Linked DNA regions of Mus musculus: regions 1, 3 and 4 are each linked to region 2. A link is a loop called in an ENCODE intact Hi-C map of the cell type or tissue named here. Cell type or tissue: left cerebral cortex. All regions are shown on one strand. Region 1 has its middle 35 kb from the start of Gm38452. Region 2 holds the start of Gm39736 (a long non-coding RNA gene). Region 3 overlaps Rps6kc1 (ribosomal protein S6 kinase polypeptide 1). Region 4 overlaps Rps6kc1 (ribosomal protein S6 kinase polypeptide 1).

Region 1 (8,000 bases), 650 kb before region 2:
AATTTTGTGCATGCTAGGCAAGGGTTCTGCCAACCGAGTTACATCTCCAGGGGGCTCCTTTTGATCAATGTCATTCTGGTGGTTGGGAACCAAATATTTAAGCATCAAGATTCTGTGAATTAAGATTCAGCCCTCTGGCCTCCCTCCTCACTTTTGCATAGCAACAGAATGCTGGTACCCAGAGGCAGTCACAGGTCCATATGGACACAGGCTTCCTGTTCATTGTGCAGCTCAGCTCTCCTCTTTCCAGATCTCTTTAGATGCTTGGATTTATGAGGGAAGAAAGCAGGGATGCTAATTCTTCTACCCTTCGTTCTTGCATAACCTCTGGTGCTGGGCCTTGAATTCCGGACCTTGTGCATTCAGCAATCACCCTACCACAGAACTACACCTACAGCCCCTTTAAGATAGGGTTTTACTGTATAGGTCTGGCTGACCTCAAACTCATGACACACCTCTGCCTTCCAAGTGGTGGAATTTCAGAGGTGCACACTATGTGCATCTCCTAGATTATCTTTAGAAGCATACTGCAGTCAACACAGTGCTGGAAGAGACAGAGATCGATGCTGTCGGTCCAGCCGCTTTGATAGTAGAAAGTAGACCAAGGTGACCTCTGTGCAGCACCCAGCCTCCCAGAGGTCAGGGAGGGGCCACGGAAGTGACTTCTTCATATATGGTTGGCCAAGAACAAAGCACAGGCTGGTGCTTGCAATGGCCAAACAGATGAGGGTGTGAGGGTGGGCACTGCTGAGCGTGGGGTGGGGGGGTCAGCCTGTACTAGCTAGAACCTCTATCTCTGGCCTATTTCACATGGGGTCCTGGAGTGGCTGCCCATGAGCCTGAGCCCAGCATCCTGTCACATGTGCATTGAGAAACCCACCAACAATGGAGCACGGGAGGCTCCCAGGGGCCTTTGTGGGCACACCTTGGTCCTGCACATGGTCTGGCTGTGGACGTTTGCACGTGGCCTTTGTGGCAGAGAGAGCAGGCTTCGTCCTCTCTCCAAGTTCCTCTCTCTATGAGTTTAGCAGCAATTGCCCTCAAACCATTTCTGTTGGACCTTCTCTAGGGAGCTTCTGCTTTGTCATTTAAAATAGTTCGGGAACTTCGGATTTAGCCCAGTGTCAGAGCAGCTTATTTGGTCTGTAGGCGTTTTTGTTTTTAAAATTCATGACAAGTTCCTTGCAACATGTTTTATTATATTTTCGCCACCTGTTCTACCTTGGGGGTGGCATTAAAATCTGGGGCTATCTAGCTGTCTGTCTTTTCATTTTTTTTGTGAAGTTTCCCTATTTGCCATTTATATGTGTCTTGCAAACACACACACATAATGTGAATTTAAATATGTACATGCCCATCTCCCTCTTTATTTTCTCCTCTCTTCCCCTGTAGCTTAATTGACCTTGAACTATAGTTATATCTCGGAACGTATGTATTTTGCCAGGCTAATTATGGAGCTTTAAATGGTAAATTTGTAAAACAGACACAGGGGAAAGCTTTGCCAGTATAAAGTGTTATCGCTGGGAGAAATGACCATTAATAGCAGTGCATGCACACATGGATCTATACTACTGACATTCTAAGAACTAAGCCTTTAAGGTAAATGCACCGGAAAGCCCCATGACCTACTGTAGTCTTCAGAGAAGCAGCAGAGGCATGGGGCACGGGACAGTGTTACAGATGGTGTCTTAGTCAGGGTTTCTATTCCTGCACAAACATCATGACCAAGAAGCAAGTTGGGGAGGAAAGGGTTTATTCAGCTTACACTTCCATACTGCTGTTCATCACCAAAGGAAGTCAGGACTGGGACTCAAGCAGGTCAGGAAGCAGGAGCTGATGCAGAGGCCATGGAGGGATGTTCTTTACTGGCTTGCTTCCCCTGCCTTGCTCAGTTTGCTTTCTTATAGAACCCAGGACACCAGCCGAGGGATGGTCCCACCCACAATGGGCCCTCCCATCCTTGATCACTAATTGAGAAAATGCCTTACAGCTGGATCTCATGGAGCCATCTCCTCACCCGAAGCTCCTTTGTCTGTGATAACTCCAGCTGTGTCACGTTGACACAAACCCAGCCGGTACAGACTGGAAATCTAATCTCTGTAAACAGTCAGCAAGGATCACTGCAAGACTGCCAGCGTCAGAAAGCATGGCTCAGCCCTGTGCTGATGATGTCTGTGTCAATCATGAAAGGGGCGGGGGCATTTTCTAGCAGCCTATTCCAGTTTCATTCACTGAGGCTCAGTGAGCCCCTGGATCCAGCTGTGCCTGAGTCCAAACTTTCAGTGGTAAGGGAAATTATCTTCTGGATTCTATTTCATAAAATCAAAGAGGAGGAGTCAGAAACAGTGCCGGACAGCAGCAGCAGTAACAACAATAACAAACTTAAAAAAATAGTGTAATAAAACGCCCAAACCTGAATTGTCAGAATTAAGCTTTTAAACATAGTATGCACTTAGATGTGACATTTAAAATGTGAGGTATTGGACTGGTGAGACGACGCAGTGGTAAAGGTCTGTCAAGCCTGCTGTTCCAAGTTCAATCCCCAGGGTCCCCCATGGTGGGAGAGCAATCCACCTCCACATGCTTGCCATGGCTTGAATGAACCTCCCTTAATAAACGAAAGGAGAAAATATTTTAAAATGTGATTTGTAATCTCCATTTCAAAATGCCTACAGAATGTGCTACCACTGTAAAAGCACGCCAGCAGGCCCAGGAAACACAAGAAAATCATGGTTGGCTCAGAAAACCAGGCAGTTTCTGTAATGCCACCAGGAGTGTGTCATTGGGTTCCCATGCCCTCTGTAGATAACTGAGAGGTGCTGTGCTGTGAGTCTCTCTCTCTCTCTCTCTCTCTCTCTCTCTCTCTCTCTCTCTCTGGCTCTGGCTCTCATTCTCTCTCTCAGCTAGAAGCTTCCTGCTGTTTTGCTTCCTGTAGCCAGTGACACAGGGACCGAGAAGAATGACAGGCATAGTGGGAATTTGATTTTGTCATTATTAAGATCTCAGACTTTTGGGTCATCTAAGCAAGCTATTTGACATTTTAATTTAATTTAACTTTAGATGAGGCAACTGGGAGAGTGTGTACTGGGACTCACGGAAACCCCCCTGTCTCATCTGATGATGGGCTATTACTGAGCACTCTGACCATCAATTTCTCTGTCTAAAAATGGAAGTACTAGGAGATGGAGATGGCTCAGCAGTTAAGAGCATTTGCTGCCTGCCTTAGCTACTGCTCTATTGCTACGAAGAGACACAGTGACCATGGCAGCTTATAGAAGAAAGCCTATTTAGGGCTTACAGCTTCAGAGGGGGAGTCCATGGCCATCATGGCAGCAGGCAGGCTGGCATAGTGGAAGAGTGATAGCCAAGGGCTTACATCTCAAAGCAGGAGGCACAGGGCTAACTGGGAATGGTATGAGCTTTTGAAACCCCAAAGCTTACCCCCAGTGACACATCTCTAACAAGGCCACACCTCCTAATCCTTCACAAACAGTTCCTCCAATGGGGGTGGGTGGGAGGGACCACACATTCAAATATTTGAGCCTGTGGGGGACATTGTGGTCCAGAGTAGTCACACTGCTCTACCAGAGGACATGGCTCACAGCACCCATGTCAGATGATTCACAACTACATGTACGTCCTGACCTACTCTAGAAGGTCAGACCCTCTACCGAGGCCTCTGTGGGCACCTGTACACATGTGTATACACACACACACACACACACACACACACACACACACACACACACACTATTGGATGTACTGTGATGATTTATATCCAGTGAGGGGTAGTTATTTGGTTAATTCCCAAAAGTTCTATCACATGGATGTGGAGCCCACTGTAGTCTGAGGCTGCCGAGTCACGGAGCCCTGAACAGGTCGACACCTGCCAGACTCCACCGGGGAAAAGCTGACTCGTTCATTGTCTTCAGGTTTGTCTGAAGGCTGGAGCCCCTTTCTCCTGGGCTGCTTGTCTGAAGCACCAGGTTGATGGGGAACACTTGGAGAACTGTCCCCTGTGGGCGGGGTGAGTGGAGTAACTTAAGGGGTTCATCAGGCTACCACTAGGGGGTGTGACGGTTCTGATTCCAGAGGCCTCTGGAGAAGAAAGCCTTTGAGAGCTTCTCTGGAGAGAGGATACAAGCCCCAAAGAAACCCAGGTCCCAGAGGTTTAGAGGAGCAAGTGACGTGAAGAGAAGTGATCACGTCACGTAGTGGTCACATCATCAGGTCGTGCCAGTCACATCATGTTTCCAGATGGGAGCAGTGTTCCACCTCTCCTTTTTCTTTTCTTTTCTTTTCCTTTCTTTTCTTTTCCTTTTCTTTCTGTTCTTGGCTTATTTTATTTACCAATATGAACTCTTGTTCCATCTGTGTTTTTGCTTGTGTTTTTTTTTTTTTTAATTTTTATTTTTTTAGGACCAGGTTGTATTTTGAGTGATTGAATTTTGATTATCCACTATGCTTTCTTTTTAATTTTTTTGTTTGTTTGTTTATTTTCAACACATCCCAACCACAGTCTTTCTGTGAGTGGCTGACCTTGAGGTAAGCCATCCGTGGCGACCCCCAGAGCGCTGGAATGGGAGACATTATCTGCAGGCCAAGGATGACACAGGGACACACACCGTAAACCAGAGCTGTCCTTGATAAGGAGGGGCATGTTGTGAACTGTTTCCAATGTCTTTATTATGTCTAACTTGAAGGTTCCAGCCCAGCCCCCTCTCCTTTGCTGGGGCGAGCGTGGCTGGAGGACTCTCTCTGAACTGCTGGAAGAGAGGGGAGCAAGCTGAAGTTCTTGTCCTGTGTATGGTGGATTTCGCTTTATTTCTCTGAGGTTGCTGTCGAGGGCGTCCTTACCAGTGCTCCTGTTGTCTCTGAGATGGGCACCCATCGATGCTGTTATTTCAGGTGATCTGTGTTTGGATGGAGGTCAGAATGTCCTAAACCATTGTTTTCCCTGCGTTTTCTCATACTTTCTATTTATGGAATACTACGGTTTTATGAGATGTTCCAGTCCCTTCTGGCCTGGCCTGGCTCCAGCTGATGTTTTACCGTTCTTATTTGTTTTGAATGATACTAAGTGAATAATGGCCCCAAAGGCCGGGAGCCTGGGCACCGGGGCACTTCTCAAGCTGTGGCTGCATCGAATTTTGTTTGGAAGCTGCTGGAATCTTTCAGCACGGCAAGGCTGCAGGAAGCTGCCGTTGTCAAAGGGAGGAGAGGATTGAGGGTGAAGGATTCTCACCTCGTCTGAGAAGCCGGAGTCTGGAAGTGGATACTGGCCTTGCCTGCATGAGGAGGTCACACCTCTAAGCTTGGGGTCGTCATGGCAGATCTTGGGTGTAGGGAAACTCCATTTATTTGGACTTTAGTACTCTTACTTGGTATCTGGGGCATTGATCTGTGGCTTTTCTAGGGGAAAAGCATTTGGGAGCTGTGCCAATAACACAATAGGAGCAGGGTTTACATTTCTCCCCCAGTGTGTGTGTGTGTGCACGCGCGCGCGTGCACATGCATGTGGAGGTCAGAGATCAACCACAGGAACCATTCTATCTGCCTTACGTTTTGAAGTAGAGTCTCCCACTCATCTGGAGCTCGTGATGGGATGAAGCCCCAGGATTCTGCACATTTCCACCCTCATCCCTGAGGTTACAAGCGTCTGCCACCATATTTGGATTTTTGGGGATTGAACTCAGGTCCTCATGCTTGCCTGGCAAACACTTTGTTGGCTCAGCTATCTGCCTGGATCCGTCTATCTCTGGAAGGACTACATCCTCTTCTCCTCAGGCCAGCTCTGAAGGCCTCTCTGGCCACCCTTGATTAATGCAGGCATGCCATCTGGGTGGACACAGGAGTGTTGTTACAAGCTGATGAAACCCAAGTTTCTACAGGACAAAGATGACCCCGACATCAGATCACCCTCTGATGAGGCAAAACCCCAGAGCGAAGACCAGAGTAGAGTTCCAAAGTAACCAACATTTCTCCCTCAGTTGCCTTATCTGAAAAGTGGGGAGGGTGGTGGTGCTTGCACTCAGAATGCTGGGAGATTTTCTAGGCTCTGTCATGTGACTTGGTATCACTGCCACACATGAACTAGGTGAACAGTAAAGGTGGCTTTTGGTGATAGGTGCTACCTAGCTGCTGCCTGCTGAATGTTACTGGTATTTTACTTGTTCTGACAGCAGCCAGCGAGCTTGCACTCCATGATCAGAAAGCATGCAGTGGCAGTAGGAAGGGCCGTTTCAGAGCCTTGAGGCAGGAAGAGAAAGCTGACATTTATGGAGTCCAGATATGTAGCAGGCAGGCTTCGTTGTGTTTCATTATTTAGTAACTGATAACTCTGGAGGCCAGGTGACTGTGTGATAATAACACACACAGTGTTTTGTCTGTCAGAGCTTGGGCCAGGTGGAGACTCTTGCCAAGCAAGGCGGGCCCTGCTTCACCCCACAACTGCACCTCCTAGGCCACCAGGGTTCCATACCACATTCAACCTGCCAGGTCAAGCTACACAGGATGAGGAAGGACTCATTCCATTGGGGCTTCAGGGTCCCAGGGAAGAAATGGCAGCTGCCAGCCCCCACACCCTTGCCAAGGAGAGGCTACATCAGGTGTCTTTAGCAAGTTCTGTGGTCTTTCTGGGTCTTGTTTTTATCGTATGTAACATGCTTACCTTGCAGGACTGTAGAAGGGTTAGAAATGAGATCTAACGTAGCTGTGTGGTGTCCATTGCAATCCAGCAGCACTGGATGAAGCTCTAACCCTGCAAAGAGGCATTGCGGTCAGAGTGGAGTGGGCTGGGCCCCGTCCTGGTTTGGTTCCCAGATGGCACCACTGTTCTCAGAGGGAGCCTTATTGGAGGAGTGGATCACTAGGGACATATCTTTTCTTGTAGCTGGTCCCACTTCCTGGTCTGTCAGATGTGGGGAGACGAGTCTTACTTCATTGTGTGCTCGCACAGGACTGGAGCCTCCTAATGCCATGCCTTCTCTGCTATGATGGACTAGTATCCCCTCAAACAGTGAGCAAATACCAAAATAAAGCCAAACAACCCAAAAACCCTCTCCTCCCCATAGGCCTACATATATACACACATACACACACACACATATGTTACACCTGCACACATATATGTACACAGACACACTTCTATGTATGTGTGCATACATATACATATATAACACATTCATAAATACACAATATTCACACATATACACATATGTGTATATAAAGATGTGCACACATATAAACATCTGAATCTGCTTGTACACGTACATATACACAGACACACTTCTACATAAGTATGCACACATATGCACATACACACATACATAAGCCTACATATGTCTTTGTAACATTGCATAAAGATGAAAGCAGAGGTTGGAGAGGTGTATCTACAAGTCAAGGAACACCAAAGCTCGCACAAACTGGAAGCCAAGGGAGAGGCTGGGCCAGGTGCTCCCTTCCGGAGCGTAGGAAGACTCAGATCTGCTGTTGCCTTCATCTAGACACCGAGCCGAGATGAGGGCATCTTCCCTTGTAGCAGTTTGGTTTGCAGCATTTTGCACACAGCCGGGAGCTGCTATAGTTTGAGTCTTAGGTGTCCCCAGATCTATGAGCAGGAGGCTTGGGATCCAGGAAAGTGCTTTGGTTAGAGTCTTTAATAGATGGGTTTGTGTGTGTGTGTGTGTGTGTGTGTGTGTGTGTGTGTTAGACCAGCGGGAGGTACGCTCAAAAGGGGACTTTGGGTCTCTTCTTTTTCTCCTTTGGTTCTTGGCTCATAATGGTATGAAGTCCATGTGCACCGGCCATGATATGCTCCTGGTCCTGCCAAGCCCAAAGCAAACAGGCCAACCTGTCATGACCTGGATCCGTCTACTGTGTGAACAAGAATAACCGCTTTCCCTAACCAGGGTTTGCCACAGCGATTGGAAAGCCGATAGCAGGGCTCATTCTCAGCTTTGATGGACCTCACACACTTTCCTTTTGTGTCTTCCTGGTGA
Region 2 (8,000 bases):
GATTCAGAACCCATGCATGCATATGGAGGTCAGAGATTATATCAGATATTTTCATTAATCTATCTCCATCTTTTTGTTGTTGTTTTAAATCACTTTACTGTAATGAATTCACAAATAAAAATATCACATAGCTAGATTAAGGAATCTACCCAAACATATGCCCAGTCTCAAACTTCATGCATCCCAATGAACGTCTAACCAGTGAGAATGGCTGTTAAGGAAGCATGGAGTTTCTTTTTCAACTATCACATACACACTACAAAATCTATCTTTTATTTTGAGTCCCTCATGGGATCTAAAGCCTATCAATTTAACTACATTGGCTAGCCAGAGAGTTCCAAGAATCTTGGTAGCTCTTCTTCCCCGGTGTTTAGATTATAGATGTGCACAGCCAATCACAGCTTCTAATGTGGGTTCTGGGATTCAAACTCAGGTCCTTAAGCACATCATTGGTTGAGCCCTCTCCTCTGCAACTGTGCCAGATGGGGATTGCACATGTGCACCACCCATACTCAATGGCACAAACAAAGCTGCCCTACACCAGATGCTCAGTCCTTTCCTTTTAAGAAAAAGACACAGACTGACAAAGGATCATGAACAGCCCTTTCTTAGACACTGCCTTAGTTACCATCTTGTTGCTGTGGTAAAATACTCAAGAAATATGCAGACCATTGCTTCAGGGAAGGCATGGTGGCCAGAACAAAGAATGAACAAGAAGCAGTGGCAAACTAGAAAGCCTCAGAGCCTGCTACCAGTGACTCCCTCCCTCCACCTCCTAAATGTTCCATAACCTCCCCCAGGCAGCATCGCCAGGTGGGAACCAAGAGCTCAAATACATGAGCCTTCAGGGGACAATTCTACATTCAAAGCACCACAAATGCAGAGGCAGAGATTGACAAAGCCAAGACCAGTGGACATCTTGCCCGATTCAAAACCCATCTCCACCCACTAGGAGCTGTGTGACATAGGGCCTGGTTGCTCACTTCCATAAGCCCCAACTTCCTTATCTCTAGAAAAGAAATAGGCTCAGAAGAACCTTGGTAACGACTGAAAATGGTAGTGGTGTGAAACACTGTGGTTGGGGTGAGTAGAGGCCAACACCACCATGAGTCTTTATAGCCAGCTCTTCATCTGCCTTTACACTGACCTTGGCCCATCCAGGCAGAAGGGAGAGGAGGGGCAAGCTGGCATTACTCACTTATGACTGCATTTAATCCAACAGGCTGAAGCATCACTGGGACACCAGCATGCTTCTTAGCACAGCTTCCTCTACTTACAAACAGGGTCACAGAAAAATGCCTTGCCTCTCTAGTTTCTCCTCATGAGTTTCAGCCACAAGATCAAAGTTGCAGGAAGATTTTCAGCAGCTGTCTCATCCATCCCACCTCAGGTCCCCACTGATCCCAAGGTCTCCACTCTCACCTGGCTTCTCTATTGACCTTCCCTGTGTAGCCAGACATTGCTCAAAGGGAGATAATGTCATTTGTTGACATTTCCCAGTGACAACAAAGTCAGGCCTTCTTTTGGGGAGAGAGTCTTTGCATATAATTAGCAGGTCAAATTTCCCTCCAGGGACTGAGGCCTGGCGGTCCTCCTAGCCAAAAGAAGCCACAGTCTTCAGGAAGAGATTAACTTGGTAAAAGACTTTGCTCAAGGATTTCAAAAGAACAGTAAATTAGGAAGGAGCTGAGATCTGTCTTTTATCTAGCACTTTCACTCCCTGAGAGGTCTACTCTGGGCATTAGAAGCTGAGGTGAAATTAACCAACCAACAGAACACATCTGCACCATCTACCTTGTTGTTTTTGTTTGGTTGTTGTTTTGTTTTGTTTTGTTTTTATTTTAATTTTGATTTTTTTGAAGCAAGGTCTCTTTAGGGCCTGGGCTCACCTATCAGGCAAAGCTAGGGTAGCTGGCCAGTAAGCCCCACAGGCTTCGTCTGCCTCTGCCTCCACAGAGCCAGAATTACAGGGTTGGCCACCACACACTTCTTAATGGGTTCTAAGGGTCCAGCACATGCTGTGTTCCCAAGGCAGGCATTTCACCAGTGACACTGTCCCATCCTGTTCCCCCCACCCCTGTACCTATTTCTGCTTTCACGGCGTGTGAAGTGCCTATCATCAGGTGACATGCCACTGATAAAAGGAGTCTGAAAATTACCTCAAATTTCAAGAAGTTTACCCATCTATTTTGGAAGAAAATGTAGAAGAGACTTACATCATAGAGATGGCAATATAATACAAAATACACTGTGTGTTGCATATGCAATTATTGTTATATAATTATATCTATGTAATTATTCATGTAAAATAAGATGGCTAATTAAAAGAATGAAAGATGTGGTACGCTGGGCACTTGAGGAATTAAGAGACATAAAATAACATTAAGCTGGAGTAACGTGTGAAGGCGCCAGCCAGGAGCCAGAGTCTAAAGCACCAGCTGAATCTAAATGAGATGGAAGGCAGTTTCTAGGAACGACCTGGGAAGGGAACCGAAGAGCTTTGGAAGTGATCACAAGAAATGTGGGAGGGTGATGATGCCAGGAGTCGGTGAGAGATGTGAAGAGCCACTGGGAAAGGCAGTTTGTCAGTCAGTAAATCATCACTCCCTGAGCCATGTACCAAGCCTTGGGGATGGCGCTGTTGCCATAGTCTATGAGCATGGAAGATGACCCCCACAGACCTTAAATGCCAGCCCTCGGGGGCTGTGTCCTACATGTAATGCCAACTAGATTTCCCCAGAGATTCTTACAACAGCAGTCACTTGACCTTCCCCTGCAAGTCCGGCCCCGCAGAGACTTGCCCAACAATGGTGTGAACCATGAAGGTTTGACCCTGAAGCACAGACTCCGTGACAACAAAGCCAGGAGCGTGAAAAGGCAAAGCAGGAGAAGAAACACTAGGGCTGACTGGAGGAGAGTGGGCAAGGGCTCAGGAAGTGGCCTGCTCAGCAGCACAGCAAACACAAGAAACACTAGGGCTGACTAGAGGAGAGTGGGCCAGGGCTCAGGGAATGGCCTGCTCAGCAGCACAAGCAAACACAAGGACCGGAGTTCAACTCCCAGAACCCCATGAAATGCCAAACATGGCGTGGCAACTTGTGCCTGTTGTCTCAGTGCTGGGGAGACTGGGACAGGAGGCTCCTGGGGCTCTCTGGCTGGCTGGCCTAGCTGAATTGATGAATAACAAGCTCAGTGAAACACCCTGTCTAAAGGGATGATGAGCAATTGAAAAAGACACTGGATATTATACACACACACACACACACACACACCTACAGGCATGCAAACGCATGCACAACCACAAACATGCACACACAGGCACATGCAAACACATTCATGAATGCACAAGCACAATAGGTACAAATTTACACAAGCCTGTGTGTACCCACGGACACATGGGCACACATGCTCCCCAGCTTGGAGAACATTTAATAAATGCGATCTTACTGTCTTTTCACCCTGACCCTGGGCTTCTGAGGAGCACATGCTGACAGGTGTATTTGCTATGGGCACACATGAGAATGGAGCTCTCCTCCATAAACCAAAGGCATGTTTAGCTGTGTTGATGTTTAATTCACCAGTGGTATTTGGTCTCACATTTATTAGACTGAGGGATTACCCTGGGTTTGTAAACTAAATAACCAATCTCAGGAGCTGGTCTTAATTGACTTCCATCCCTCACACATCTTTTTTGGACCTCCTGTTTGAAATTTTGTTTGGAATTTTCAAGCCGAATTTTTCTTGCTAAGCATTCTTTCTCGAGAATCTAGTGGGATCCTCCTCAAAAACAGATCTTAAAGGGCAAGGAATCATATTTGAAAGCAAATTTAATTACCTTTAACTTTTGAAAGTTTCCCAACAAAGCTTGTCTAATTCTCTGACAAGTCCTGGTATCTGTAAATGGGACTGACCAAAAACCAATATTAAAAACAAAAGCAAACAAAAAAAGAAAGAAAAAAAAAAAAACCACAAACTCCCATTCAAGTGTGAAGAGCAAGAAACTATTGCATGAATGTCATCTGCTTGTCTCCCCTGAAGTAAGCCATCCCCTAGCCTTCAGTTGTCCACCTAAGAGTGGACCCATTCCTTAACCCATGCCAGAGACTTAAAAAACAGCTGGTGTCAGCCCCAGGCTTCCTTCTTGGTGGGCTCTGTACCTCTGCCAGGGACCAAAAGTAGATGAGCTGCTGACATCTGCTGGTTGCTTGGCAGAGCAGAGCGTAGGCTCTTTGAAGGGCTTTCTGCTGATTCCTGCTAGCTCCACCTGATTCCTGGAGGCTCCCCCACCAACTAATTCAGTGGGAAGGATCAAATGCAAAGCAAGAAATGTGGGACACTTCTCAAACCCCAGGAAGATGCATGTGGGCCAACAGAAGGAGAAGCAGCCTTCCCTCAAGGCTCACGGTCCTTCTAGGATTTAGAAGGCTTAGATTTGATCTCAACCACAGTGGCCAATGCTGAAACATTAAGGGCACGAGAATGCCTTCTGATTTTCCGTGGACTTGAAAACACTCTACTCTGTCTGGTTGTTCTTTGCCTCACAGATATTTCTCACAAGTTCTCCATTTGTTGGAGATCATAAAGTGGAGAATATTTTCAAGCCCCCTAGAGACTTTTATTTTTTTCTCCTGTCACATGGTGTCCAACCAGGAGTTAGTGCAACCCATGTGATGCCAGATCTTTGCTGGTGAAAATTCTTAGCCTACCTTTGGGGGAAGATGTAGGCTCCCTGCTGTAGATAGGACAAAGGGATCCCCTGTCCCCCAAGGGATGACTGATGCCTGGCAACAAACAACTGATTCCAGAGTATTAGGGACACTTTTTTTGCAAACACAATGGAAATTGGTCGTTATAGTAAAACATTTTATTTTTATAAATGTTTTATTTCTTCCTAGCAGTTAGCACCAAAAAACACACTTGATTTGTTCTCTTGGGTTTCATCTATTTACTCCTCCTGGAGATGTGAATCCTTCCTCCAGAGCATAGAACAGAGGGCTTGCCAGCCTGTCCGCCAGACTGTTGTTCCCAGGAGATGAAACTCAGCTACAAAGTAAAGGTCTGAAAAAGTTACAGAATGCAGCAACTTCCCGCTACAGCGCCCCAGATGGTCTCTGCAGGTGCTTTTCCAAGAGAACCCTGGAAAGCACACAGAAGCGTCCTGTCCAGTGACCCCGTGGAAGCTTTGTGAAGGAGACATGCAGGGCCACCCTGCCACTTCCAGCGGTTCCTGAAAGTAAGCTGGTGTGAGTAGAGGTGAGAGCCCTTCTAACTGTCCCCAGGCAGAAATGCCCATGGGCAAGGCTGTGTGTGCTCTCAGTGCTTGATCCCTGCCCGGGTATGTGAGCGTCTGTAGGGCCTGATGAAATGCGCTAGGCAACTTTCCCTACGCCTCTAGCTAAATGGCTTCCTGAGGAAATGAGAAATGGGCCTGGGGTGGATGGGAAAGAATGAAGAATTCCAGTAAAGAACTAAAAAGAGAGAGAGAGAGAGAGAGAGAGAGAGAGAGAGAAAGAAGAGAAGAGAAGAGAAGAGAAGAGAAGAGGAGAGGAGAGGAGAGGAGAGGAGAGGAGAGGAGAGGAGAGGAGAGGAGAGGAGAGGAGAGGAGAGGAGAGGAGAGGAGAGGAGAGGAGAGGAGAGGAGAGGAGAGGAGAGAAGAGAAAAGAACTTTTGTCTTTGGAACGGGGATTGTCAGATCTGAAACTCCAGGATCACCAATGATTAGAAATATAAGAAGCCATTTTTTTTATTTAAAAAAAAAAAAAGAAAGAAAGAAATAGAAGAGAAAGAAAAGTCCATGGCTCTGAAATTGCCGAGTAAATGCTTAGAAAGTAACAGTTTGGAAGGGAGGGGTTGGGGACACTTGGCACAGAGGGCTCAGAACCTGAGGTGCCTGACTCTGGACTCAACCCAAGCAGGGCAGTCACTTTCTGGCATCCATTAATGTAGTTTATGGTTAAATTACTGGACCCCATGTGGACTGAATGGGCCTCTTTATCTCTGAACAAACAGAGAAGGAAAGAGAATCTTCCCCCACGTCTGGCCCTGTCTGTATTTGTGGACCACACTGTGGGTTTTTCCATCCAGCTGTCAATCTTCCCTTGTTGTGGTTTTGGGGGCGGGGGAAGAGAAAAGGTTCAGAAGCCAGGAGGAGAGACCTGGCTGAGGAGCAGGTCAGAGTCAACTCCACTCTAGTGGGACAGATCATCAGGTGAAGTATGATGGTCAGGCTTCTCTTGAAGAATGAGAGAATTGGGAGCCTCGGGGATTCTGTACTTGCACGGTTCCCATCATAAGACGCACCCCAACTTCACCTCGCTTCCCACAGCAGTGCACAGGATTGTCCTATCATGCACTGCCCCTCATCCAAAACCCTATGGGTCTCAAATGCCATCAATGGTCGCAGGCTCAGCTGGCACAGAAAGCCTTCACAAAATGTCTTTTGCACACAGCAGCAAAGCCAATCAATGACATTGATCGGTTTGATTTTGAAGGTGCCTCTGTGCCCTTAAAGGAAGACCAGATCTTTAAATGCTAAGGCAAAACAGAACGGCCCGTAAGCTACACAAAGGCTTATGAAAACACATCAAGATTTTATGGAAAATAAACTTTCCACGATCTAGTTAGAGCTACAAAAGAATCCTTTAAAGAAATCGCCTGACAATGTCACAGCCACGACTCTGACATGTTGGCTGTTGAAAGAGCTCCCGGGCAGTCTTCTCAGGAGGCCTGGAACATGCCTAGGACGAGGGTTTTTCTTGTTCTGTTTTTCTGTTTGCTCAGGGTACCTTGTGGCGAAAAGCAAAAGCGTTTGTGCCAGCCAGCCCTGAGTTAGACTTCCATGTCCATTACACATTAATATGTAACCTTGAGCGGATGGCAAATGGTCCCCATGCCTCACTTTCTTCATCTATGCCTGGGGACGAAAAGTCGGTAGCACAGAGAGTTTCTATGAAGATAAAATTATGCCTAACAGGGTGCCCACCGCACAGCCATTTCTTTTGAGTGGCTGCAGTTGGTATCAAGGACAGAAAAACAATAGCATCTCCTGGGCTGGCTACAGGCAGTGTACAGCTCTAAGCTCTTGGCTTCCGTGACTCCTTTTACTGAGACTCCGGTGGGGTGGCCTGGGAGATAGGTTAGGGGGTAAAGCGCTTGCTGTGCAAGCAGCAGGACCTGAGTGCAGATCCCAGAACCCAGATAAACACAATGGTATGTCCCTGCCATGCCATGCCAGCCCTGGGCACGGGGGGGAGTCAGGGATCTCTGAGGCTTGCTGGCCAGCCAGGTCAGCTGGAGCAGTTTCAGTAAGAAGCCATGTGGCAAGATGGAGTCTGATAAAGACCGAAGTCACCCTCGGGGCTCTAGACACGCACACATATGTAGACACATGCATTGAGGAGCATTGCCTACAGATATACCATACACACAAAGAACACTTCAGGAGAGTCCGAGTGCCGGGCTCAGCTTTGCCTCATTTTAGACTCAAGGAAACAGAGGCCCATTTACCTGTCACACCATCAGTCCATGGTGAACCACGGCAGCTTGGTTCAGAGGACTCCTAGAATAACAAAGTCTACTTATGGCTTTACATAGCTAAGCTTCCATTCTTACCTAGAAAACCTGAGGGAAAGATTTCATCACTGGTCCCTTGTTCATTGACACTAGAGGTCAACATCCAACGTCAACTGGACTCTGCCTCCTTGGAAAGGTCCCAGGCCTAGTCTGGATAGTGGACCTCTATGAAAGCTAACCTTTGACCTCGCCTCCCAACGGGAAACAAAACAAGGGTTACATAAACCAGAGCTGGCTGGCATTCTTGACACCCTAAGGTGCTTCTGGAGCCTCAGGGCAAACAACACTGACCAAAAGAGAGGACTAGTGTTCAGCTACTCTTGGCCCCCGAGGCCTGTCACTGTTGGGCCAGTTTGGCTCAGCACCCAGGATATTGATTGGTTTGGCTATACCACCCATGTGTCCTCAAAGGTAGACTAGTGATTTGA
Region 3 (8,000 bases), 720 kb before region 2:
TTCTGCTAAACAAGACTGGTTTACACGATATAGTCAATACTGCTGAGTGACACTAAATGCGCTCTGTGAACAGTGTCACCAGTAGACTGGCAAAACAAAATGGAGTGCCCAGTGCTGAGCAGGCTGGCTACCTCTGAGGAAAAACACTCTTGCCAGCTTTGAACTTTCTGGTCGATGCTACTAACTCTGAGGGGCTCCTGGGAGCACACATGTCCGTCCCCCAGTTCCCCTCTCCCCTGCGCTATTTCCTGCATCCTCTGCTGCGTCTTTTGGATTCTGCTTTTCCTACTTCTGTTAACACACATGCAGTGAGAAAGGGAGGGGTATTTATTTCCCCCAAACTGCCAGCTTAACAAGACTAAGAAATCATGGTGTCAAATAAATGTGGTTAAACCTTGTCTGCCTTCCTCATTTAATAGCTTGAGATTTAAAGGTTCGTTTTGAAGGGTCTTTTTCTGTCCTTTCTCTTGTGAAACATGAACAGTTTCTCCTGCAGCGTCTTAGTGTGTTCGTTTTCTTTTGGGCTGGTACCCCAGGAGCCGTGGTCTATCATCTACGCAGAGCAGTGTCCTGCCTCCTGTCTAATGATTCACAGAGCTGAGCTCTTCTGGGGAAAAACCAGGCATTCACCTGTGTCCAGCGTTTGCTGGTGCCACTCCTTTGTCTTGCTGAGATAGGGCGGCTGCCACCATGTTGTTTGCCAAAAATTACAGGTGCTGCACAAGTATTGGTGTGTGTTTGTCACACTTCATGGAGACATTACAGAATTCTGCTTATGTGTGAGAGGCCACCAGCAGCTCCCGACATTTCTGTCCTTTTGCAGTTGCCGATGGGTTTGGTTTGTGTTTGCTGTATCAGAGATTAGCCTCAGAGCCTCCTGCCTGCATGCTGGGCAAGTGCTGAGTTTTTCTGTTCTAACCCATGTGCTTGTGAGTGTGTGTGAGAGGCCACCCCGGCCCCAAGAGCATCTCCGCACCCGTCTGCAGACTCAGAAGCAGAGGTGCCTACTGAAACACAGGAAGTGTGCAGGCTCCCCTTCTTCCGGCATTTGACTCCCCCTTTCCCTGTTTGGTCCCCTTATAACCTGAAACCCAGCTGAAGTGCTGTGACAACACCAGGTTGGGATGTAGCAGGTCACCAAGATCAGCCCTCAGTCCAGATGACCAGCTTTGGCTCACCACCCCCTGGCCTCATGACAGGAACTCATGCAGGTGAGACACAGAAGCACTTCCTGTGTGTGTCGGCGGGAAGTCTGGGAGCGCTCAGAACTTCCTTCCAGAAGTGCCCTGTGACATGGAAGCAGGACAGCATCTCTAAGGTGAAGGCCCTGCCCCAAAGGACAGTAACATAAATGGTTGCCATGGCAACCTCCACAGTTGTCAAATCTCTTTCCGTATGTTTTATTGGAGCGTGTACTTAGTGTAAACACATCACCCGTATTGAACACAAATTATTTTGGAAATAAACAGGGAATAATGGCCATGGGCCTTTCATGTGATGTTATGTACGTGTTTAAAGCTCTGGTGGTGGGGACTGGCTTCTGCTGTAGTTAATATTTAATTAGCTCAAGTGGAGGAGTAGAATGTGGGTCAAAATCATAAAAGAAATGTCTCGTCTTTTTTTTTTTTTTTTTTTTACTAGAATAAAGGTAAGTTTTGCCATTTTAGTGGCATTTTGAATGTGTGTGTGCTCGTATGTCCACACGTGTAGGGGGTCAGAGGCCAACAATAGGCATCTGACTTAGGGTTCCCATTGCTGTGATGAAACACCATGACCAAAAGAAAGTTGGGGAGGAAAGGGTTTATTTGGCTTACACTCCATCTTACTGTTCATCATCAAAGGAAGTCAGGGCAGGGCCTTGGAGGCAGGAGCTGATGTAGAGGCCACGGAGGGGTGCTGTTAACTGGCTTGCTCAGCGTGGCTTGCTCAGCCTGCTTTCTTATAGAACCCAGGACCACCAGCCCAGGGATGACATCACCCACAGTGGGCTGTGCCCTCCCCTGTCAATCACTAACTAAGAAAATGCCTTAGAGGCTTGCTTACAGCCTGATCTCATGGAGGCATCTTCTCGATTGAGGCTCCCTCAGGTGACTTAACTATGTCAAGCTGACATAAACTAGCCAGCACAGCATCTTCCTCGGTTTTTCTCCATTGCATTTTTGAGGCAGTATCTCTCACTGAACCTAGACTGGTTTGGGCTAGACTGGCAGCAAGACTGGGATCCTGCCTCCTCCCTGGCACTGGGACCACAGGTCCACACTGCCTGTGTTTTAACATGGGAGCCCTCCTGTTTGCCCACTGAGCCATCTCCCTAGCCCCATTTCAGCCAGCTTTAGGCATACAGTGCAGAAACGGGTTTAGCATGCTTAAACCTTTGTGCAGCCATCTGCGCTAACTCTCTTCATAACCATTTATCGTCCTGAGCTGAAACCTTATGTGCTCCACAGTTCCTGCCTTCTGACCTCTCCCCAGCTCCTGGATTGGCTATGGTAGGTAACTTCATGTAAGTAGAATCATATACTGTGCTTCTGTGTGTCTGGTTTTCCTAGTGTGTCATTTCTAAGTCATTCCGTGCTGTGGATTGTACCTGTCTCTTATTAAAGACTGACTGTACTCTGTTGAGTTTATGTCACACTTGCTTAAGTGACTCACCTGGTGAGTGAGATCCAGCTTAAGGAGGAGCTGCCATCTTGACTGAGCCCTGATCCTGGTGACCTGTTTTCCCAGCCTGGCTTACTGTCCTCGTGCTAACGGTGCGGTGTTGACAGTTTTTCACATCTGACTGGGCTGTGCATCTGTTCGTTGACTTTCCATGTTCTCACTGCTGGGCTCTTGTAAGTGATGGTGTCCTGAACTTGGACGTGCAGATACCTGAGTGGTCCTCACCCATGACTTTCTATGCTTACTTGGAAGCTCTGGTGTCCACTTTTCTCTGCTCTTCAGAGGAAACGCCCTTTGGAGGGCTTTTTCAGTCAGGTAGCCAGTGCTCACACTGTGATATGAACATCACCAACTTCACCTCTAAAAGCAAAGAGAACGGCATCTGAGAACATCCTCATGGTAGAAGCTTGCAGACACTGACATATTTTCAACTGACTTAACAGTAATAGGGGAACTCTTTTAGGTTTAGTTTTAATTGAAAGGTAATTATGCATTTGTTGGGCACGATGTAATGTCTGGATATGTGTGTATCTTATGGAACTTATGAACACACACTCCCACAAGTACGCTGTGTCTTTGCATGAGAGTACTCTTTTTTTTGGAGCTTTGAATTTTGTCATCCTCAGGAATCGTAACACTATGGGGTTCCTTGGGCCAGCACCTCCCTCTGGTGGCCATTCTTTTTCTCAGGGGCTCGCTGGGATCTTGGCAATCTGTCCAGACTGCCTTGTTTAGTTTGTATAACGTATGTGCGTATGTGTGGGTTGTGGACATTAGAGTCTTCCTCACCTTGCACCTTGTCTGGAACAGGTCTCTCACTAGCTGTGTCCACCAGGCTAGCAGCCTGTAGGCTGCTGAGGAGTCCGACCATGCTCTCCTCCCCACGGGAGCCCTGGGAGGCAGCTGCACTCTTCTGTGCCTGGGTTTCCGTGGATCCTGGGGGTCTGAATGCAGGCCCCTACTTGTGTATGGCAAGCCCGTCACCAGCTGAATCATCTCCCCGGCATCACTCAAACTGTTTCTAAATTGCTGCAACCCTATTGTGTTTCCCCTCACCTTTTCCTGTTTGCACACACTTTAGGTCAGTGGGAACCAAGGATGGATTCTCTCTCGTGCCACCCATGTACCTGGGGTGGGTGGTCAGTAACACTGTACCAGGCCCCCACAGCATGCCATGCTGGATTCACTTGCCCCAGAAGTTGCCAGTGCTTAAGCAGTCTGGCTGCAGGACTGAGAAGATCCTTGCCTCCCGAGGGCCCCTCTTGCCATTCTGCCTAGACTCACACACACACACTCACACACACACACACCACCCTTTTCTTCTTCTGAGTACTTGGTTCTGCTTCACAATGCTGTGGATGATGGAGCCTGGCATTTCAGGGTCTCCCCTTGAAGATTATGGCATACAGTAGAGCATCTTAGAGTGGCATCCTGGCTGTGCCTCTGACTAATTGACCTTCAGTCTCAATCAGATGGCACTGCTGTGGGATCTCACTGCAGATGAGAAGGGACCAAGTTCTGTGCTGTACAAGAACACCGTGGGTTCTGTTTTCTACCATGAACTAGTATGATATTCTCACACTGTAGAAGCAAGGTTAACAAAAGCCTTGGATTGGTACTTACCTGTTTCTTGTGACTATTTTCTTGTTATTGCTAGAGTTTGGGTTGCTGCTGTACCCCCACTCACTAGCACATTCATTGGTGGTCACACAGCTGAGGAGACTGTGACAAGAGGGACGGCAGAGGTGGCTTGGGTAAAAAGTGCTTTGCTCGTGCTCCTAAGGAGAACCCAAGTTTGATCCCTTCTATCAGCAGCTCACAGTGGTCTATAACAGGGATCTGGAAATCTCGTTTGGATTCTGTGGCATACATTCACACACACACATACACACACACACACACACACTCTGTGGCATACATTCACACACACACATAAACACACACACACACACACACACACACACACACCACAAGTGCCCGAGTGCTCAAGCACAGTAAAAAGTAAAATCAATTCTTTGTTCTTCCTCTGGAAGAGTTAGGCAAACACCAAAACTGCTCCTTCTGGCCTCAGCTTATGAATGGCAGGCCTGCCTTGGGTGGACAGAATGTCCTGCTCCCTTCTGGCTCTGTCCCTTGCTGCCAGCAGCTGGCATGCTGCTGTGAAGGCAAGACCAGCATCTGCAGTGGGCTGCTGTGGTTTCTTTCAGGAGGGCAAGCTTGCTGACCATGGTAAGAATAGCAGCTGAATGTACTTATTGCTCTTGGAAATCTCACAGAGGAAAATCAGCAGAAGGTCAGCTCTCTGGGACGCCTGCTGATCAGAGCTTGCCAGGAGCTCGCCTACTTGGTAAGGTTGGGAGGTTGTAGGGCTTAAGTTTGATCACCCACTGAAACAGGTAAGTAGGAGAGGGACTGACAGACACAACCCAATTTCAGTGACAGCACAGGGGACTGAGTTGTGTTCCCCTGGTCACCAGGGAGATGTGCACAAAAGCAACTGACAGAGAAAACCAGGTCTAGAGTTAGAAGAACATAAAGCAAATTAGACACCAGTCTGGTTCCTTAGCATTGGTCTAGGAAGAGACTATAGGCTGGATGATTCTTGCACGAGAATTCTGAATGACGAAGAAATGGAAACCTCCTTCCACTTCACCATGTGTTCCTTCTGATTTCTTGCTGCTTCACCGTTTGTCTTCAACCCCTTGGCATCTGCCCCTCCCTGAGCTAAAGACAGAGCACCCGCTTCAAGGACTTTGAAAAACAAAACAAAACAAAACAGGGAAAGACGACTCATCCTCAGAGAGATGGCATGTGGCGAGCATGTGCTGTGCACTGCAGAGTTTATAAAGGATCTTAAAGATTTTTTTTATGTGTATGTGTGTCTGCACCACGTGCTTACAGAGGTCAAAAGGTCATTAGAAGCAGAACTGGAGTTCCAGATGGTTGTGAGCCACCGTGTGGGTTCTGGGAACTGAACCCAGACCCTCTGCAAGAGCAACAAATGCTCTTAACCACTGAGCCATCTCTCCAGCCCCACAGAGACTTTAAACACAAGTATCCCCCCCCCCACCCCACCCCTGTACTTTGTTTAGAGGAAGGACAGTTTCCAGGAGACACATGGGAGGTGGGGGGTGGTGTGGGGAGAAGGAAAGGAAGGAGAGAGAATGAGGGGAGAGAGAAGGTGAGAATGAACGAATGAATGAGTATGAGTGAGTGAGACTCTGCTGTGTACTGCAGAGGTGAAAAGAGCTGTTGTTCTGGTCCATGGAGATGAGAGGGTCTGGGTTAACGGCCATGCTGGGACATGAGATGTGGACTCTAGATTGTGGGCGACCAATAAAGGTTTTGAGGTAGCTGGTCTGCATGACTTCTTTGGAGAGATAACTGTAGGATGAGAATAGGAAGTGATTGAAAAGAAAGAGACTAGAGGCAGGAGTGTAGTTAGGGTTCACTACAGAAATTTGAGCTGGAGGTAGAATCCTGAGTGACAGGAGGATGCGGAGAGCTGTGATCCCATTCCTGTCCCTCCCAAGTCTAGCACTGTCCTCAGAGCAAACCAAACTCTGTATTTGTGGTTGATAATGATGCCCCACCACTCAGAGCCCAAAGCTCTGGATCGCAGCCCAGCCTCACAGTTTACTCTTATGTAGATGGTTTGCTTTCTGTTTCAGTAATATCCTGACATTTGTTCTCAGGATATTAGAGGATGACTTCCCTCTTTGTCCCAGACCTTTGACAGAACTTGGTTTGCTCAGTGGTTCTCAAGAATAATGGTTCTCAAGGGACTTGGTGAATCTTCTTGCAACTCTGCTTTGGGTTCGAAATTACATCTATATAAAGCTTTAGGGAAAGAGGATAGGGCATAGCTGGAAAGGCAAGTTCTGGTCCCATCCTGCTGATCCTTGGCAGTGCCTTTCTGGACAGTCAGTCTCCCTCCTGCCTAGAATGTGTGAGACATTGGCTTGCCCCGGGAACACCTTCTAAGTTAGAAGACATTGTGAGATTTCCATGGAAGTCGCACAGTCTTCATATCAGTGGGAAAGGATGATTGAGGAGACCATCAGGCAGTTGGAGAGAGGATCCAAGCTGGGCCCTGGTGGCTCGCGCCTTTAAGAGGCGCATTTGTTTGAGAGTATCTATGTCCCCAAAGGGATCGGCTGCTTCACTGCAGCTTCTTTACAGACAGCTCCTGTTCCCAGGCCACTGTTGCAGTCCATGGCATAGATATTAGAGGTCTCGAGTTTTGATTCCTAGAATAGATTGGGGTTCATGGTCTTTCTTAGGAGATTGACAGTTGAAATTCAGCATCTAGTCTCCATCTTGTTCAAGACAGTGCAAAGGCTATGTCTTTGTTAGGGTTTCTATTGCTGTGAAGAGACACCGTGGCTATAGCAACTCTTACAAAGGATGGCATTTAATTGGGGCTGGTGTACAGTTCAGAGGTTTAGTCCATTGTCATCATGGTGGGAAGCATGGTGGCATGCAGGCAGACATTGTGCTGGAGAAGGAGCTGGGAGTTCTACATCTGGATCGGCAGGCAGCAGGAAGAGAGAGTGACACTGGGCCTGGCTCGTGGATCTGAAAGCTCAAAACCCGCCCCCAGTGACACACTTCCTACAACAAGACCACACCTACTCCACCAAGGCCACACCTCTAATAATGCCACTCCCTATGAGTCTATAGGGGCTGCTGTCATTCAGACCAGCACAGACTTCGAAGTGTCACATTGCTGCTGTGCTTTTTCTCTGGCAAGCCTTACCTGGGGCGCTTCCAGGGTCAGCTCATTTTACATTTTTACAAGGGGAGTTGAATTTCACATCAGGAAAGTGAGGCTTGTGTGTTTTAAATTTTGTGTGTGTGTGTGTGTGCGCGCGCGTGCGCATGCACTTGTTCCTGTGTGTATGCACAGATGTGTGTGCACATACATGTAGAAAGCAGAAGTTGATGTGGGGTGACCTCTGCCCTTTTATTTGTTATTATGAAGGGGGGGGGGATGGGAGGGAAGGGACATGTGACTGTGTTTGTGGAGGTCAGAGGACATTTTTATGGAATTGTTTTTCTCTCTCTCCCTTAATGTCGGTTCTGGGCTGGAATTCAGGTTGCCAGAATTGCTTTGCAAGTGCTCTACCCACTGACCCATCCCATGGGACTTTCCACCTTTTTTTGTGACAAGGTCTCTTACTGAGCCTGGAATTTAGTCTAGGCTGACAGGTCAGCAAGCCTTGGAGATCTCCTGTACCTGCTTACAGGGGTGCAATTACATGGCCTGTGCCACCATACTGGGCCTAGGTCTGGGGATCCAAACCCAAGTTCTCATGCTTGAGCAGGAAGCACTTTAT
Region 4 (8,000 bases), 750 kb before region 2:
GAGGGAGAGGTGCAAGGCTCTGACACTGACACTGACCCTACTGCTCCTGGTGCTGAGAGCAGGATAAGCCGAATACTGACTTTCTTGGAGTGAGTTGTGAAGCAGGTGCTTCTTGGGTGCCTTTGATGGCTTTATACCTGTGGCTGGCTGCTAATGGTTACACATTTCAGTCTAGCTGCCTTGGTATACAACACCCAGTAGCAAATGAAAACTGATCTGAAAACTCACCCTCCTCATCTAAGTAGGGAGACGTGTGTGTGTGTGTGTGTGTGTGTGTGTGTGTGTGTGTGTGTGTGTGTGGACATGCACATCACAGCATGTGCCCAGAGGTCAGAGCACAGTCTGCAGAAGTTGATTCTCTCCTGCTCATGTGGGTCTCTGGAATTGAACTTAAGTCATCAGACTCAGCAGTAAGCGTCTTTACCTGTCGAGCCATCTCACTTGCCCTTAACACATCTTTCATTTTCCAATTTTGGGAACAGTCTCTGTTGTCATGGAGAATGCATTTGATATATATATATATATTTTTTTTTTGCTGGCTTACTTTATTTATTTTTAATTAGGTATTTTCCTCATTTACATTTCCAATGCTATCCCAAAAGTCCCCCATACTCACTCCCCCACTCCCCTACCCACCCACTCCCCCTTTTTGGCCCTGGCGTTCCCCTGTACTGGGGCATATAAAGTTTGCAAGTCCAATGGGCCTCTCTTTGCAGTGATGGCCGACTAGGCCATCTTTTGATACATGTGCAGCTAGAGTCAAGAGCTCCGGGGTACTGGTTAGTTCATATTGTTGTTCCACCTATAGGGTTGCAGTTCCCTTTAGTTCCTTGGGTGCTTTCTCTAGCTCCTCCTTTGGGGGCCCTGTGATCCATTCAATAGCTGACTGTGAGCATCCACTTCTGTGTTTGCTAGGCCCCGGCATTGATATGGTTTTTAATAATTAAATTTCTAACCCATATGGTTTCTGTGATTTTTTAAAAAATATGTAGATTCTAGTTAGAACATCTCTCTAATCTATAGTAAACGGAAGCACTGTTGTGGCCAGCATTGTGGACACTGTGCTGGGATATTTCATGTTCATTTGATGGCACAGGTAGGTTCTGGGTCTGTGTCAGAACATGGGCTGTTCTTTCCTTGGTGACTCATCTTATTAATAGCTGCTCAGTTAATCTTCCCCAGTAGTCATATTTGTTCATACTAAGTATGTGCCGTGTTCCAGAGGCAGAAGATGGGAGAAAAAGTTAACATTGTCAACATTGTTGAAGGCACCAGCTTCCAGGTCGCCCACTGGTCCCCAGGTCTGCACTGGGCATTTTCAGAGTGGACTGGTGCAGTACTTCCTACTGCAGTGTACAGCGTTAAGCAGCACCATATCTCTGCTGGACTAGTTATGACTTAAGCAGAAGACTAAGCAATGTTTTACTTAAAGATCTAGCGGTGTGGGGATTACAAGGAATTGCCCTTAACAGGAAGAAATAGGTCATAATGTTTAAAATAATCAACACTGCATTGGACACTTACTGAAGTCCACAGAAGACCATCACACTTTGTTGCATGTACTACATACTGGGTCTTTGATATTAATGACTTTTATTGACTTATTTTGTGGCTAGTTATCATAGTGCTTCATTTCCTTTAGTGGCTCAGGTAACTACCAAGGGAGACATCTTAATTTCTTGTCACTGTTGTTCACAGGTGGAAAACTCTGGTCGTATATCAGTAAATTTCTGAACAGAAGCTCTCAGGAAAGCTTGGACATTAAGGAAGGGAGACCGTCCATGCCTCCTCGAGTGTGCCTGCAGCAGCCAAGTGCCAGTCCCCAGGGCGGCAGCAGCTTCGAGTCCAGAGGGAGCGACACGGGGAGCATGCTGAAGGCTCTGCCTCTGAAGACCAGTCTCACCCCGAGTTCTCAAGACGACAGCAACCAGGAAGACGACGGCCAGCCCAGCTCTCCCAAGTGGCTGGATTCGGGCTCCAGTTCAGAGGATGAGTGCACAGCGGGCTACCTGACGCTGTGCAACGAGTATGGGCAAGAAAAGATGGACCTGGTGTCTCTGAGCGAGGAGTCTGTTATGCAGCCTGAAGGGGACAAGGCTGACACCCAGGCGGTTAGTTCCCCAGCATCCCTCGCCACTGGCAGTGTGAGCCCTAGCACCCACCTCAGGGTCTTCTCTGGAGGTGAGGATCTAGAGGCGGTTTCTTCTCCTCCAACATCTGAATCCCTCAGTAGGTCAAAAAACAGCCCTATGGAATTCTTCAGAATAGACAGTAAAGACAGCACAAGTGAGCTCCTGGGACTGGATTTTGGTGAGAAATTACACAGTCTGAAACCAGAGCCTTTGAAAGCCCTCTTTACCCTTGAAGATGGAGACAGCCCTTCTCAGAGTCTTGATCCTGGTGAGAGCAAGAGAGAGAGTGAAGCTCAGGACTCCGTGAGCCGGGGCTCAGATGATTCCGTCCCAGTTATCTCATTTAAAGAGGCGGCTGCAGAGGCTATCAGTGGGGCTGAGGAGGGAAGGCCTGACCTTCTTGTGAATTTACCTGGGGAACTGCAGCCAACCAAAGAGGCTTCAGCAATGGACCCTAAGTTTTCACAGGCCAGTGCAGGCAGGCTGGATAGTAAACTGCTGGAAGCCCCGGATGTGTTGTGCCTCAGGCTGAGTTCTGAACAGTGCCATGGTCTGGGACCAGAAGGCCCAGAGGAACTGAGCGATCCCACTGAATTCTGTCCCGGAGGTGTGATCCCAGAGCACGATGCTCAGGCAGATCCCGGGGTGCTATTCGAGGCTGCCGTTGATCACAGGAGCTCCCCAGACCAGTTTCTGTTTTCCAGCTTGCGTTCCGAGTCTGACAGGCTGGGGCAGGTGGAGGTAGTGGTCACTGCACAGGCCTTGCAAGAAAGCCTGTTCCACATTTCTAGTCCCTGCTCAGGTGCTAATAAAGAACACAGTGCATACGCCGACACTGCCACGTCGGAGGAGGTGTTGCTGTTCACAGAACCGACTAAAGAAGAAGCGAACTCTCTGTTCCAGAGAGACTCGGAGGCCCAGGAGCGAGGTGTGGGAGCCGGGGAAGCAGACAAGGAAATCCATCAGATCTTTGAGGACCTGGATAAACGACTAGCAGCTAGCTCCAGGTTCTTCATCCCAGAGGGCTGCATTCAGAGATGGGCAGCGGAAATGGTGGTAGCCCTTGACGCCTTGCACAGAGAGGGGATTGTGTGCCGAGATCTGAACCCAAACAACATCTTATTGAATGATGGAGGTCAGGAACTTTCACAAATGCATTTCTTTTTATTCGCTGTTGCTTCCAATTAACTGAGTAGGCGTTTTATCTTGTAATTAGTATCTTCATTTCCTGTCTAGAGCTTCATTATCAGTGCGGCAAATTCACCCCCAGTAATAGCTTCTAGTACTTAATGATGCCATTATTCTTAATGATACTGTTTTTAGCTACAAAAGGAGTAATTACAGTTCGCTTCTGCAGAAAATGGAAGAGAAAAATGTTTTGATTTCTCCTGTCGTTTTGTTTTTAGGACACATTCAGCTAACGTATTTTAGCAGGTGGAGTGAGGTTGAAGATTCCTGCGACAGCGATGCCGTAGCGAGAATGTACTGTGCCCCAGGTTAGAGCACTCTCCTCAAATGCTTCACTTGAAAGGTGGCTCTTGCTTCTCTCTGCCAGTTGTGCCTTTCACTAGTGGCTCACACACTCGTCGGGTCTGCTCACCCCTTCAGCCCTAACGAAGAAAAGTAGGGGATTGAACTGTATGGAATCTAAGATGGTGTGTATGGGTGTGCTCTTGGTAAAAGCATTTATATATCTCTGGAAACTCATTGTGTTCTTTGAAGTGTCTTAAGGAAGGCCTTGTGTCCCCTGAGCCTCTCCACATGGGTGGACTTGAAATTTTATTAAGATATGGGTCTGCTTTTTGTTTTTAACATCACAGATGTATGTCTGTGGCCGTCCAGGCCTCTGTTGGCATCCATAGTTAAGCATATCCGTTGAGTTTGTGTTGCCCTCTTGTCAGTGCAGATGGGGTGCTGTTTACCCCACAGCTTGCCCAGTTTTTCTGAGCACTAAGTCTCAGAAAGGCGCAGAGTTCACTCATCCCTCGCCCACTGGCTGCCAGGGGTCTCAGGCCGAGGGAGTGGGTGGGCTCCACTGGGTCACTGGGTGCCCACATGGGCTTTCGTTGGTGCTGGCTCACTGCTGTGCTGCTCACCTTGCTTAGCTCGGCTCCACAGGAAACGATGATAATTAGGAATAAAAGGCTTTATTGTTTTTAGGGAACCTTACCTTGGTGAGAGTTGCTGGGCTGAGGAAAGGCAGGTTTTCAACCCAATGCAAATTCCCCAACTTTCCCCCAAACAAGCACTTGTGAACCGATGCTGTTATGTAGTTAATGAATAACGGAAACGTTGTAGTGAGACTGTTTGCTCTTGTGTTCACTGGTGCCACTTTCTAACGTGGTTAAGAACTCACATGTTAGGTTCCAGCTAGCATGGCTATATTTGCTAATTACAGTGAATTTGGAGGTTTTAGAGTCCACCTTAGACCTGGGAGGAGAGCCTGTGAGTAAAGTGTGTTCTGTCCTGAAGTGGGGCCCAGTGTGCCACGGAGATTAGAGCTGAGTGTCGTGCGTGCATGCTTCTCTCCGAAGCAGTGGCTGTGGGGCTGTTTGCCATCTGAGCACTCACAGGCCGGTTCTCCTTTAGCATATGAGCCTTTTGACATGATGGAATAAAACTATCCCACACAAACCCTCAGTTTCACTCACTGAGTTTATCAGTTTCCAAGTGTACTGTTCCAGGTTAACAATTAATTCCAAGTAACAGTTTTCCATGTTCACCAGTTTCCAAGTCCAGGCTCCAGGAATGCCATTCCTCACATTTGACCAGCAGGTGGCAGTATACCATTAATGGATTCTTCGATTTCTGCAGTCCCCTTCCAGGTTGTCCTTCATAGTGTTTGGGGGAAAAAAAATCCAGCCAAACTGTAGTCTAAAGAGAGGCTTTGTTGTGATTGTTTGTATGAAAGAATTGCACCTTCCAGCTGCTTAACTGCTCTGTGCATGAGCCACGGGGGTTGTTCCTCCAACCCTTGGGCAGATCAACTTTAGCGACAAGGAGAAACCCAGAAAAGTAGATGCCTCCTTCTTGTTAACAGGACCTCAAACCTATAGAGGCAGAGCCTGCACCTCGGAATCCTAGAGGGGTTGGAGCCTCAAGCTGCAGCACATCCCTAAAAACCAAAAGGCTCTCCTGTGAGTAGGTAGTCTCCCTTGTCAGTGGCCGAGAGCAGTGGCAATGGGCCAGCATTCCAGTGCACAGTGACCACAGCAGAAGGTAAAGAGAGTCCCTGGCAGCAATTTCTCTCTCCCACATTCGGCCCTCCCCCTAACTCTGACCTGAGTCCCGCTGAGATAGTCACTAAAGCCAAAGCTCTGCTGCCTGGTTAGAAAGGAAAGTCCAGAGGGTGCTGAGGGGAGCTCTGCCCTCTGTTTATCCAGTGTGGCCTGCCCCTGCCCTCCTCCCTCCCGGGATCCTTATCAGCTGTTTGTTCAAAAACCATCACCCACCTGCCTGTACTTTATACTATCACCGCATCCTTTTATCTTGTGGATGATGTGCCTTGATATTTTGAGAAAAATTTCCAGTAACAGATTCGATTTACATGGACAGAAACTTGAGCAAACGCCAGACTAGCAGGGGGGCTATTATTCTGTTCTATAAATAAGTTTAGACCAGAAAACACTCACAGAAACCTGGGAATCAACATGTTTGGGTCTAATTGAGGGGAAAAGCAAGATAGATAAATTTTGAAATGCAAATGATCACCTTCTGTTGTTTAAGAATTGCTTCTGCCAACTTTGTGATCTTGGATTTAAAGCCACAGACCTCCAGCCATGTCTACGAAGGCTCACAAGTTCCTGCAAAAAAAACTAAGAACTTGAAAAAAAAAATCGCCTTTTATGTTAAAGCAAAGAGATCCAGCGATACAAAGACAAAACCCATGGAGCTCTGTCTGTCTGTGCCTGTGAAAAAGCCGGCCCTTAAATGGCTACAGCTGCGGCTCTATCAAGAGGATCTTGAGAATACGAATTTACAGAGCAGACTTAGCCCTCTTCTCAAAGTTGGACTTTTCGGGTTCGTTTCGTATCTTTGGATTATCTAGCAAGGTTTTTATTAAATAAACCTCACTCATGGCAAACGGCTTCCTTTCATACTGCATACAAACAGAATGGCGGGGAGAAAGAGGAAAGCAGGGCCGCAGTGGGCCAGGTAGGCAGAGGGTATGCAGCACTGAGTAGGTCTGCAGCACTGTCCTCTCTCGGGCACACCCTCAGGAGCTCCTGGATGCACTAGGACAGGTAGTGATCAGAAGCCAGGGTGCCGCTCACTTTTCTCTTGAGCACATGCTCGTGGTAATTTGAATTTTATTTCCAATGCTATAGAAACCAGAGCTTCACCAAGTTTTTGACCCAAGGATTTGAAATATTTCTCCACTTAGTAGCATAGAATAAATTTTGCTACAACATTTTTAGTGTTATAGAAAAATAAAATACAATGTCAGGGACTGTAGTTAATGTTTTCATAGCAGTATCTTTTACCATCAAAGGCAGCTAGAAATAAAACTTATACTCTTAACCATGTGACATACAAAGACTGATTGAAAATTCAGTGTACAGGCTAGCTCAGGCGAACAGAATCGGATCCAGCTTGGTTATCAAGCTAATGCCCTCACCCACACGCCTGTTTCCTGTGTCTCTGACACTGTGACTTTCAACCCCATTATGAACCCTTAATTTTAAAAACTTGAAATTTACATTGGTCTTTCTCACTGACTAGTTATCAGCCTGGAGTTTTATAGGTGAGTGTGCATGAATTGAAGAGGACCGACACACTTTCCTCTGCAGCCGCATCTCCACGCTCCCAGATGTCAAATGACAGCTTTGCTTCCTCTGTTAGGCGATTTCACACTTGAAAACAGCTCACAGCTGACAGTGAAAAGTGAAACAGCATTCAGTCTGCAGAATTCAGGGTAGAGCAGGACACTCAATGCCTCCGTCCTGTGCTCCCCAGAGAGTCCCCAGACCGACTAGTCACGCATAATTCATGAATATATTTTGGGGGAGTAGTCTCTCCTGCCCTTCTCCATCACACCCTTCCCCTCCGTTTCTTTCTTAGTAAGTGTGGTACTCAGTAGTGTACTTCAGTGCTTTATATTAGAGCTAGGATTCAACCCAGGGGTGGATTAATATGTGTTGAGACCATCAGACACTTCTTAATTTAGAGATTTCGATGTCATTGAGAATTGCTAGGCCCTTATGGTTTGTCCCAGACATGGCGTTGATGCTTGTGTTGATCTTGGACAAATTATTTAAGATTTTTCAGGCCTCCTTTTCATAGTAGTAAGTAGATTGTTGAATAGAAATAAGATCACCTATGTCAATCATACAACACATTTCTTATACAAAAATTGGTCAGAACTGAAGTTCATCAAGCACAGAATTCCACCGAAGAGTTGAGTTCAAGGAATTATTTTACTTGGAAGACTCTTAAAGTATATTTTCATACATTTGTAGAGTTTTTATAAAAACTATAAAGTATGGGCATGAGGGATTTATTGAAAAAATTCATTTAGAGGAGGAAGCAAGACACTTTAGAATACACCAAAAATTCCCAACAGGAATAATAAGGATGAAAGAAGCGAGGTTTATTTAAATATGAGCATTTAAGAGTTGTAGAGTGATTTCAGCAAACAGGAACAAAATAAATAAAGCTGTGTATTTAGAAATTATGAGGACATAGTCAGGAAATGGGACTGTGGTCTTAGGGCAGGCTTTTCCTCTTCTGGAGAAAGTAATGGAAGGCACGGCTGAGTTTAAAGCTAATTTGAGAAGGGTTGCATTTGTGACTTGCTAGAATTTGCCCTTGAGCAAAATGATCAGTAGGTCCCTGGTACATAGGCGTTTTTTTCTGGACTGATCAGCA

What was found. Hi-C counts contacts between places; a loop is a spot of excess contacts. Peaks named below come from ENCODE experiments on the same cell type or tissue, not always from the same donor. Only the 100,000 strongest peaks of a DNase experiment are listed, where the experiment ranks them.
Region 1: it touches region 2 in a loop (14-fold over the local background); 11 of 42 quality-filtered maps call a loop at or near these places.
Region 3: a loop joins it to region 2, with 2.8 times the contacts of the local background. A loop is called at or near these places in 2 of 42 quality-filtered maps.
Region 4: it touches region 2 in a loop (16-fold over the local background); 16 of 42 quality-filtered maps call a loop at or near these places.

Annotation. Positions count from the first base shown.
Region 1 is chr1:190,691,842-190,699,841 of GRCm38, reverse strand. No RefSeq gene overlaps it. Among named protein-coding and RNA genes, the nearest start is that of Gm38452, 35 kb to the left of the region's middle. In left cerebral cortex, a CTCF peak has its summit at 4,060 (motif pointing right); DNase peaks (open chromatin) are centred at 1,159 and 4,061.
Region 2 is chr1:190,042,187-190,050,186 of GRCm38, reverse strand. It overlaps Gm39736 (a long non-coding RNA gene), which reads left to right and starts at 5,037. Exons shown (of 2, transcript XR_865850.3): 1 at 5,037-5,253. It overlaps Gm30446 (a long non-coding RNA gene), which reads right to left and starts at 1,463. Exons shown (of 6, transcript XR_865859.2): 1 at 1,423-1,463. In left cerebral cortex, a CTCF peak has its summit at 4,198 (motif pointing left); DNase peaks (open chromatin) are centred at 2,482 and 4,204.
Region 3 is chr1:190,765,277-190,773,276 of GRCm38, reverse strand. Rps6kc1 (ribosomal protein S6 kinase polypeptide 1) reads left to right here. Exons shown (of 15, transcript NM_178775.4): 15 at 1-398. Among named protein-coding and RNA genes, the nearest start is that of Gm39738, 8.3 kb to the right of the region's middle. In left cerebral cortex, a CTCF peak has its summit at 3,347 (motif pointing left); no DNase peak of the experiment used is centred here.
Region 4 is chr1:190,794,280-190,802,279 of GRCm38, reverse strand. It overlaps Rps6kc1 (ribosomal protein S6 kinase polypeptide 1), which reads left to right. Exons shown (of 15, transcript NM_178775.4): 11 at 1,699-3,267; 12 at 3,539-3,628. Among named protein-coding and RNA genes, the nearest start is that of Gm51740, 22 kb to the left of the region's middle. In left cerebral cortex, a CTCF peak has its summit at 4,908 (motif pointing right); DNase peaks (open chromatin) are centred at 3,038 and 4,911.